2 separate regions of the Mus musculus genome follow, and region 2 is linked to region 1. The links are chromatin loops, found by intact Hi-C in ENCODE. Cell type or tissue: left cerebral cortex. All regions are shown on one strand. Links, peaks and the distances in the headings refer to the core of each region. The heading gives the core; the rest is flanking DNA. Region 1 holds the start of Gm14221 (a long non-coding RNA gene). Region 2 has its middle 37 kb from the start of Gm38630.

Region 1 (5,373 bases), core at 52-5,051:
GCTGTAGTACCTTCTACTTGTAGGGTTACAGGGCTTGATTCAGCTTGGCCCTTTCCTTGGGGGGGGAGGGGAGGTTGGGGGCTGTTTCCCAGGTCCTGGAGAATCTTCCTGTGGGTATGCAGCCTTCCTTCTTCCAAAGCCTGGAACCTAGGGCATCTCTCTTGCCATGGACGCCTCTGGCAGCTGCTGCTTCCACAGTGGCTGAAGGAAGTCTCCCCAACGCCAAGCCACACTGCTCTGAAGCCATCCCTGAACGAATGACCTGCTAAGAGTGCAGTTTTCTCTCCCTCTCTCCCGGACTTTGATTTGATCAGGCCAAATCTGAAATGATGTGTGAAAGTAATGATATTTGGTAATTAAATCTCTGGTGACGGCCACTGCAATTTGTGCTACATGCATTGTTCATAAGGAAAAAAAAACTGCATCAATTCATTTTCTGACCGGCTACTCCAGGGACTGGCAATTAGGGGCCGCTCATCTCTCTCGTCGACTCGCATATTAAAGAGCTACTGAAACGCAAAGAGAATTTGGGAGGGGTTTCCTCCCCCTCCCAACCTTCTAATAATGTTAGCTTAATTAGGGAGGTTCAATGATAAAGGGACAGTTTGTGATGATTTGAGCAGACTGTGGTGGAAAGGAGAGAGTGAGCTAACAGGGAGGAAGGTGTGGGGTGAGATTTGGGAGTGTCCTCTCTGGGCACTTGGTGGTGGATCAGGACAAAGGGCCCTGGACACCCCAGCAAAGTTCTGCTTCTTTCCATCTCTTGGGTCTTTTGTCTTTCCCTTTCCTCTCTCTCTCTTTCCCTCCCTCTTTCCCTCTTTCCTTTCCTCCCTTCCTTCCTTCTTTTCTTCTTCCCTTCTTTCCTTCCTCCTTTCCTCTCTTCCTCTCTCCATTTCCCTCTCTCCCCTCCCTGTCTTCTCTACCCTCTTTTTTATGGTTGAGCTTTGGAATTTGTGTTCTCGATTTGTCCCCTAAATGATGTATGACCCAGTTTCTCCATCTTTCCTCCCTTACCCTGAGTGGAACTGCCCACTCCTAGAATCCCTCAGCAGGTGTAGCCTGTGAACTCACCTTTTCTCCAGACTGGGTAGTTGGTGTTGTTCATTCCACAGACACACCACAACCGGATCCTTTGTAGCAGCAGAGGGAGCAGTTTCGCTGTCTCCCCCCCCCCCCCCAATGCTTTGTTTTCTACCTGTCTCCTTCTTCCTCCCGCTGCCTCTGGTAACCACTGATCTCCCACTGGGGTGTGGCACAGTTGGAATCATGGAGTCTCCCCAGAAAGGCTTTGAGCTCAGTCCAATGTTTTCCTAGCTTCTGCTTCTGTTTGGCCGAGCCCAGGAAGCCCCCGACCCTCATCCACCACCCAGCTGGCCATTGCCTTTGGATGGACTCACTCTCGGAGGGGATGCATCGCTAAGGGGCAGGGGCACAGCTGGTCCTGGTTAGAAAAATGGGTCAGTGAGCAACTGATGGGTCTAAGAGGATCCCAGGGCAAAACTAAACGTGGGAGCGACTCAGCTGGCATCAGCTGGGTTTCAGACTTTTCCAGACTAGGAGCTGTCTAGTGTGTTCACTCACCTCTCTAGGGAGTGCAGTGCAGTCCATTTTACAGGAACTGCCCTCAGAGGTCAGGCAGCTGCTTGAAACTCACAGAAGCAAAGAAGGCCCTGCTGGTCTGTTGTCTTGGTCTGCTGTTGCGCTCACCTCGTCCAGCAAGAAAAAAACGCAACATGGTCGAATTCTTCTCAACAGCCTTTTTTATTTCAGGAACACCTTGATACTATGTGGACCCCGGAAACCCAGGGAGGACTGCTTATATACACCCCAGCACTGGGGAGAGCTATGTGTCCTCCTGGGATTGGTCAGTCTGACGGCACCCGCTCGGGAGGGGTTGGCGCCAGATTCGGGCTAGCGCCTGCGCAGTGGCGTTGTTTATGGCGACGGTATACCGGAGGCCGGCGCCATCTTTTAGGCGCCCGGCTGCCTACAGTCTGCGTGATGGTAGCTAGGCCAGTGGGGACTTTCTGTGGCACTGGAGAGATCCTCTAGCCACTTTGACTAGAGAGAAGGCACAGCTGAGGTGTGACTAGAGGGCTTGAGAAACGGAAATTTTAGTTGTGTTGGTTTTAGTTAACGCAGTTTCATTTTATTTTTTGACGGTTTCTGGAAGCACATTATGGACTTATTCAGGATGCCCACTCTGGTGGCCATTCGTACAGTCTTTGCATGAGTAAGAATCAGTCCTAGGGCTGGAGAGATGGCTCAGTGGTTAAGAGCACTGACTGCTCTTCTAGAGGTCCTGAGTTCAAATCCCAGCAAGCACATGGTGGCTCACATCCATCTGTAATGGGATCTGATGCTCTCTTCTGGTGTGTCTGAAGACAGCTACAGTGTACTTACATACATAAAATAAATCTTAAAAAAAAAAAGAATCATGCCTAAAGGGTCACTGCCCTGAGATTTTTCTTTTTTTTATTTATCAGAGTAATTAATTTTGTATATGGGTGTTTCGCCTACATCTATGTATGTGCACAACATATATTCTAGGTACCAGGAGCAGTCAGAAGAGGGCATCAGGTTCCTGAGAACTGGAGGTCTGGATGGCTGTGAGCCATCATATGGGGGCTGGGAATCAAACCTGGGTCCTCTGCATGAGCAACAAATGCCCTTAACCACCGGGCCATTTCTCCAGCGTGAACATCCTCATTTCTATAAAACTTGCTCGAGGGTCAAAATTAATATCTCATATTTCACTCAATTTTTCAATAGTTTTTTAAAAAAAACTGTAACTTCCATATCCATTAGATACTGTTGAATTATAGTTTGCTTTTCAAAATGATGTCTCGGGTGTGGTGGTGCACACCTTTAATCCCAGCACTCAGGAGGCAGAGGCAGAGGCAGGAGGATTTCTGAGTTCGAGGCCAGCCTGGTCTACAGAGTGAGTTCCAGGACAGCCAGGGCTACACGGAGAAACCCTGTCTCGAAAAAACCAAAACAAGAAACCAAAGGAAAAAAAAAAAAAAACCAAAAAAAACAAAACAAAACCAAAAAAAAAATTTTTTTTTAACTTGGCTAAGATCAAAATGATGTCTCACTAAAATGATGTTACCCAGGCTGGCTTTGAACTTCTGGACTCAGCTGAGCTTCTGGAGTAGCAGGGGTAGACATACATGGTCTTTGCCTACCTTTGAATTGTAAATTTAACTAGGCCCCGTGGCTAGTGGCTACTGAACTGGCCATGCCAGATCTTTGGAGAGTTTGTGGCAGTCTCCCCCTGCCCCTATCGTCAGCCCTTGGCCCACAGGTCTGCTTATATCCCCTTTCCCTGGAAGGTCTAGTGAAGGGGTGGGGGCTCTGCATTCACCCTTTGCTCCACTCATGGCCTCTTGTCTTTTCCTACTTATTGAGTAAATACCTCAGGGCACAATCTTAGCCTGCAGGATGTCAATGCTCTTCTCAGGATCCCCGCGCAGCCACTGCTCCCACTTTAATGCAGATGAAAGGCTCATGGAGGCTAGTGGTGTTTCTTAAGTCACACAGCTGGAAAACATGGTTTCCAATCCCTGCTGTCAGTGCACAGGGCCAGGCACAGGTGGATGCCCCAGGCTCTATGGCTCAATTCTTACATCTGTTTCTACAGACATGGATTCAAATGCAAGTCTTCTTGTAAGGCAAAGGCAGTGCAGGTAAGGGAGGGAGGAAGAGGGAGTGGCTAATGGAGGGGTGTGGTCTTAGTTTCTACCGGACTCAGCATCAGGGGTCAGTATGAGTTTGCACAGGTTCAAAGTGGTGGGGAGCTGGGATGTTCACATCTCAGTCACTGCAGCAGCGGCACATGGTGCCACGGGCCTGCCACTGGAGTGGACAAAACCCATTCCGTGGACAAAGGAAGCTTCCAGGCGAGAGAATGGCAGCTGGTGGCAGCCCTCCCCCAAGGGTGTTGTAGAAATCCCTCACACTTGGCTGAGCCCGCTGGAGTCACTGGAAGCCAGGATCACTGGGAAGCAGCTCTCTTCCACGGGTTCCGAATGTCTCTTAGGGACCATGACTGCCTTTTTTAGGAGGGTTAGCCATGGCAAAGCAGATGGCGCCTGGGTGATGATCTTTGGAAACCGGGATGGATTTGCAATTCAGAAAGGAGGGAGGCTGGGAGTCTTTGCATATGTATAAAGAAAGCAAGCTTTTCCTACAGCTGTACTGGTGTGAATTAGGTTTGGGGCATGCTTAAATTCACTTAGGGGCGTAGATTTTTTTTTTGGGGGGGGGATCATTCCAGAGGTCTTTAACAATATCCTTCAGCATATAAACAATTTACGGATTATAAATTATTCAGCTTCCTTAAAGCAAGTCCCTTAATCATGGATCGCAGGCAACTCTTAGCCTACTTTGAGCGCTTGGTACTTGCGGGCAAAGTGGCTTTTTGGTGTCTATTCAGCAATTCAAGTTTGCTTCTGAAGCTGTGACTTTCCCTTCCTGAATTCATGCTGGAGCAAGACTCTTTTGAGAAGATGGCTTTTCACCTTTAAACACATGAGATTTAATTTTCTTCTTCTGCCATATCCATCCCTAAGCTTTGGAGAAGCCAGGCTGACAAGACAGTTGCCCTGGCTTCTGAAGTCTGCCTAGCGCGCCCCGCATCTGGGAGCTTTTCTGTATTGATCAGGCGCTGGTTCGGCATTAGCCCCTCTTTGTCTGTCTGGTGCTAACTGAGGCCCTCCCTGGAAGGTAGGATTGGCTACCTGATTTCATTACTCGGAGGTGGGCAGAGGGATTTCAGTGCAGCTGGCTCACGAGGTGTGGAGGGTGGGCAGCTTAAGGACTAGATCATGTTTCTAGCCCTGCAAGGGTCAGTCGCCTACATTGCCCAGGCTTCCTCTAGAGCCATGGTCCTCAACCTTCCTTATACTGTGACTCTTTAATACAGTCTGTTATGTCGTAGTGACCTCCCAGTCATAAAATAATTTTAGTTGCTAATTCATAATTGTATTTTTGCTACTCTTACGAATTGTAATTTTTTTTTTTGAGATAGAGGGTTGCCAAAGGGGTTATGACCTGCAGGTTGAGAACAGTGTCACCGGTCCAGTGTCTAGACCAACGAAGCTGGAATCTTTGGGAATGGAGTCGAGAGGTGGATTTTTCAAAGCCTTGCAGACGGGAACCAGGTGATGCTCCTCATAGACAGGACCGGCGACCACAATATTTGAAAGCCCACAGCCTTTTTTGACACCTAACTTCAGGGCCTTGGAATTGACGTGAAGGGCAAAGCTAGGCAGGCTTAAGTTTGAATATTGAATCTGCTGAGATTTGCTGTGATCTTGGGCTAGGTGCCTGAGGTCCTGAGGAATCTACCTTTGAATTATCACAATATAA
Region 2 (5,373 bases), core at 145-5,144, 1.7 Mb after region 1:
AGAGACAATATCAGATCCTCCAAAGCTGGAACTACTGGTGCTTTGAATCATCCAATGTGGGGGCTTTGAGCCAGGTGCTCTGGGAAGGCGGCGAGGGCTTGCACCGCTGAGTCCTCTCTCCAGCCCCTCCTCTAACTCTTCTTTGCATCCATGCGGACTTTTCAGAGCTGAAGGAAGCTTCATGAGGTTCTAAAGTTCAGCTAGAGATGTTCATCTTACAGCAGTGTTGCATCCCAATAAACCCAGCATAGCTGGAAAATATCTTACCTCAAACCTACCTGGCTTGAGTCTAAGTAACGGAACACTGGAGGTTAACCACAGCATATTGTAAAGCCACAGGTCCTCCCATCATGATCACAGGCATGCCAGGGAGCTGAGGTATCCCAAGGGAGTAACCAGGTTCAAACTTTAATGTACAGTTTCTGCTGACTGGGTCCAGGTTTGCACCCTCTGAGGTTGGATCATCGTAAGTCAAAGATCATTCATATATAGGCTGTTTAAACTCCCTTATGGCCACATCCATGAGGTTGCTTGTTCCTTCCCCTATGGCCCAGTATACTCTTAACACCCTGCTGTGGAGAGTCCTTTTAATGTCCTACACCCCCACAGGGAAGCTGAGGGAGGGGGTGAACTCCACTTGCACAACTCTTGATGTTCCAGGGACAGGCTCCTACCCACCCGCCCAGTTTGGGTTTCCAGGGCTGCTATAATGAATCGCCACAAATTTGGTGGCATAAAATAAGCGGCACATCTTCCCATACAGCCCTGTCCCGGAGGTGCCAGCAGGATGGGGCTCTTCTGAAACACCTAAGGAGGGATCAACTCTCCGCCGTCTCCGAGCTTCTGGTCCTCATGGTGCCCAGGCTGATTAAGTGCACACTCTTCTCTGCATCCAACTCTGCATCACCTGCTCCTCTGTGCCCCGCCCCTGTGTCTTCATCTCTCTTCCTACAGAAGCCATACTGGATCTAGGACTACTCTGCTCACCCCATGGCTCCGTTTGAGCTCCTCAGTTTAACGACATCTTAAAGACCATTTTTCCAAATAGGGGTCATAGCCACAAGTTCTGCTGTCTGTGTGTGCATGTGTTCACATGTTCATGTATGTGCAGGTACAGGTATGTGCCTTTGTGTGTAGAGGTTAGAGGTTAATTTCAAACTTCCTCAGGAGCCGCCCACCTACCTTTTTGGAAACAAAGTTTTCCCTTAGCCTGGAGCTCACTAAGTAGGCTAGATTAGCTGGCCAGTAGGTCACAGGGATCTACTAGTCTCTGTGTTCCCACACCCCCTGGGCATCGTGCCCAACATGTTTTGAACATGGGTTCTCAGAATCTGAGTTCAGGTTTTCACACTGGCAAAGCAAGCACTTTACCAACTGAGCCGCTTTCTGGGTCCCACAGTCACATGTGCTAAGTGGACATGTCTTTGGGGACACTGTCATTCAAGCAAACACACCCCCTTCCTCATGTTTTATGTCTGACAACAGAATGGCCTCAGGGCTGCCTCCATTCCTCACAGAATGTCAAGACCATCCTGTCCCCACACTGCTGTCATGGCCTGCCTGATTGCTCCCATGCCAGTGGGTACTGCTCCAGTTTTTCTACCAAAATGGCCTGTGGACATTTGCCAAATGCCAGCTGAAGGCATAAGACACTCTCCATTGAATCTTCTTGAGCTCCCAGAAGCAGTACCAGGAAGGGAACCTCTCAGAGTAGAGTTGAGCTCTCTTAGCTCCACCTCTGACTGCAGCAAGGCTTTGGGCCATTCCGTATATCAGTTTCCTTGTCTAAAAAGAGGATCACCACACCTGACTTGACCATCGGTGCTATGAACTCTCACTAGTCTCTCCTCTTCTCTCAGGCTCAGGGTCTTGCACACAGAGCCCCACCTAATGCCTCTTTCCCTTTTTGGATCCTTTCTCCTTTCTGGACCACAGTTGCTTTGCCGTTTTTTGACTAAGTTGTTGCCAATTGAGGAGAGAGCTCTAGGCAAGCACATGTATCAATCGCCAGTGTTAAAGCCAGCTAACAAAGCAAAGAGGCACACCCAGAAGCTTTGGGACCCAACCCTAAGCTTTCCTGTCTTCTTCACTTATGATACCCACAGGAATGAGAATGTGGACTGTCCTAACCCAAAGGCTTGCCCCTGGGCCTCCACTGTACCGGGCCCACTGCTTTTTCAGGGGCAGAAGAGATCCACATCCCAGACCCTCAGGAGCCTGTTCACACTTTCCATACAAAGGCCATCTACCTGCTGACCTCTAGGTCTCTCATTTAGTCCTCCAGAGGGAGGTTCTGATTGTTCGCTGGCCACACAAGGAGTTGACCAAACTTAAACCTGTCTGACCCAGAGCGAGAATAGACCACAGGGCAGCTGGCTGCAGCATGAGTCCTCACCGGTGCCTAGCATCGAAGAAACATGTCTACTCTGGCAGGGCGGCTGGTCCCCTTGCTGTATCTCAGAGGCCTGACTGGGTACCCCATGGCAGTCTCATTGGTTCTTGGGGTGAGGAAGGGCTGCCATATCTGTGGGCATGTGTCTCCTTTCCACATTAATGCTACATTTAGGCTCTGATCATGGCCCTCAGCACATACACAGAATGCACTGGGCACTTTATAAGCACTATCCCCTCCCCCACAGCAGCCTCTCCAGGCCAGCTTCTGGCCACTGAGGTACAGCAGGGACCAAGGCAGGCAAGCCCTACTCCCAAAGATCAACTCTGCTAAGGGCCAAAAGGAGCAAAAAAAAAAAAAAAAAAGCATAATGACAGGTATGGATTGTGTGGTCTGGGGCACTGGTTAAGTCACATTGCGTATACAACACACCAGTTATCAAAGATAATACAGTACCCAATATGATGTATTAATACTCACGTGCATCTAGTTAGTACCCATGTGGTAGAGGTAAGCCATGAAACAGAGCGAGGGGTGGAAGAGAAAGGGGCTCTGTTTTAGGCAAGGTGGCAGGAAGTGACATCAGAATACAGACTTAAAGGAAAGAAATGTGAGCCATATAAAGCTCTAGAGGGAGGGCAGGCCAGACCTATGAATCAGCAGATGCAAAGGCACTGGTTAGAATGTGGGAAAGAATGACTCCAGACATTATTAGATACAGAGTCCTTGGGCCCAGCCTCAAAGAGTATCGTTCAGTAGACTATGCCAGAGTCCTGCATGTCTGCGGGCTCCTGGTAATACTGACCCTGGTGGCCCATGGACCGCATATGAAGAAAATATAGTTTTACATTTCTTTCATGGCTCAGATCCTCGAGTGTTCTCAGTGAGTCTGCTCCAGGATTTTATTAAACAAACAAACAAACAAACAAACAAACAAACAAAAACCCAAACCAGGATTTAAGAGCTACACATCCTAAAGTCAGCTCACAGAGCTCGGCAGGTCCTCCCAGCCCTTTCCCATGGATCCACGTGATCCTCAGCGACCAGTAATGCAGACGGAGCTCAGTCAAGCTTCTGAGATAAGCACTGAGTCTGGAAGTGTTGGTGAATGAAGGGTCAGAATGGGTGTAAGCTGAACACCCTGCCCGACACCAGGGAGAGGCACAATGGTGAGAGAGGTCTCCCCAGATGCAGCCATGGTCTAAGCCATGGTCTACGTACCTGCCATGCAAAACCCAGGCTCTGAAAGGACAGGACAGTCCTGGATCTGGAGATCAGGTGGCTGGACTCAAGTCCTGTCTGTTTCTCATTGGTCACCTGACTTCGCAAGTGATTAGAGCTCTGAGTTCCAATGACATTATCAAAAGAACGGATAGGAATCATAGCAGTATTTAGGGTTAGAGAAGATGACACAAGGGAGACCCTTTGTAAAATCTTCCACATACAAATGCATTCCCTAAGAAAAAAATAAATTGAGACTGGGTCTCAGGTGTCCCGGGCTGGTTTCAGTTCACTATGTAGCCAAGGATAGCCCTGAACTTCCGTTCCTCCCAGCTCTCTCTCTCCTGGGTGCTGGGATTGCAGGCAGGTGCTGCCAAGCCATTTGACATTCCATTTTATATAAGAAACTTGGCTCTTGATATACATAATTCTATTATTCAATCCAAACCAAGTTAATGTGCCAACAGCCCATGCCAATGAACAGTGGAACCACTGGGCAAAACCAGTCCAACAAGCAGGGAATTCTCAGAAATGATTCTGTCTCTTACTGGATCCCTCCATGAATGTCAGATGATAGTAAGTTCATTACCCATCACACCTTAATATCTCAGTACCCCACAACTACCCAGGCCTCTCCTCTTTCTACCTTCTCTATTTCCTCTCTCTCTGTCTCTCTCTCTCTCTTGTCATGTGCACACACGTGTATGACATAAACTTATTCACAAAAGTGTTCTTTCACCCCACCACGAGGGCCTCTCACTTCCTCTCCTCCCTCCCTCCCAAGTGCACATTATTTCTCTCTATGGAACAGTGTGGCCCTTTAGATGTACTTTCCAGGTCCCCGCTTCTCCATCTGTCCTCCCAAGCTGTAATTATCTAGACTCTCGAATCCATGTTGCATTCCTGGGACCACGGGCAGAGGAAGCAGGGAGGTCAGCCTGAGCGCATGAAGAACGAACGCCCCAGAAGCCAATGCCCCTCTCTCAGAGGCATGTGTTGCATGGTGGCAGGTAAACAAACGCACACACGCCCCGGCACAGTTGGGCACACGAGTGTGCTGCGCACTTGTGCCGTGTGCAAATGCCATCTGCTCTATCAGCACACGTGCAGTCGTACACAGACACATTTGCACACGTGGTACCATGCGTGTGTACATGAAAGAGCACATGTAAGTCCTCATGCTTTAATTTGGGGACCTTCATACGCCCGTGCCACTTGTGCTCCGTGTGCTTTGCTTTCCAAGCCTGCCACATCGAGAGGGAGGCCAGGAAAACAGTGGCCGAGCCAGCCCTCCCCCCACACCCCCTCCCTCCCAGTTGCCTCCAGAAACAAAGACAGTTTAGCAAGGAACTCCCCAGCTAAGCGGTTTTTTTAAGACCTTCAGCCTGCAGCCGCCGCGCTGAGCTGAATGTCTCACTTTATTAGTGAGTTTGGCCTTGGGTGTCTGGCTGTTTGATCAATCCTACTGAGGGTCAGTGATATTTCCTCCCAGGCCCCCCCTGCCCTGCCCTGCCTCCCCTCCACACCTGATGAACAGTGTGCCCCTGGACCGCTGATCACCTATTGATTTTCCAGCCAGAGGCTGCCTCCGCCGCCAGCTGCCATCTCCAACCCTGTCACAGGGACCACTTGGTGACTAACTGATCCCTGGGTCCCTCCTAAGTCCCCCCGCCCCTCACTGCAGACCCAGATTCCACAGCACTGTAGGCTTCAGGCTCTCCGGGAGACCTCTCTCCAAGGCTCTGTGCTGGGCTGTGCAT

What was found. Hi-C counts contacts between places; a loop is a spot of excess contacts. Peaks named below come from ENCODE experiments on the same cell type or tissue, not always from the same donor. Only the 100,000 strongest peaks of a DNase experiment are listed, where the experiment ranks them.
Region 2: a loop joins it to region 1, with 5 times the contacts of the local background. A loop is called at or near these places in 18 of 42 quality-filtered maps.

The regions. Positions count from the first base shown.
Region 1 is chr2:160,579,819-160,585,191 of GRCm38, reverse strand. Gm14221 (a long non-coding RNA gene) reads left to right here and starts at 4,423. Exons shown (of 3, transcript XR_866919.1): 1 at 4,423-4,728. In left cerebral cortex, for the core only: no CTCF peak of the experiment used is centred there; no DNase peak of the experiment used is centred there.
Region 2 is chr2:158,869,588-158,874,960 of GRCm38, reverse strand. No RefSeq gene overlaps it. Among named protein-coding and RNA genes, the nearest start is that of Gm38630, 37 kb to the left of the region's middle. In left cerebral cortex, for the core only: no CTCF peak of the experiment used is centred there; no DNase peak of the experiment used is centred there.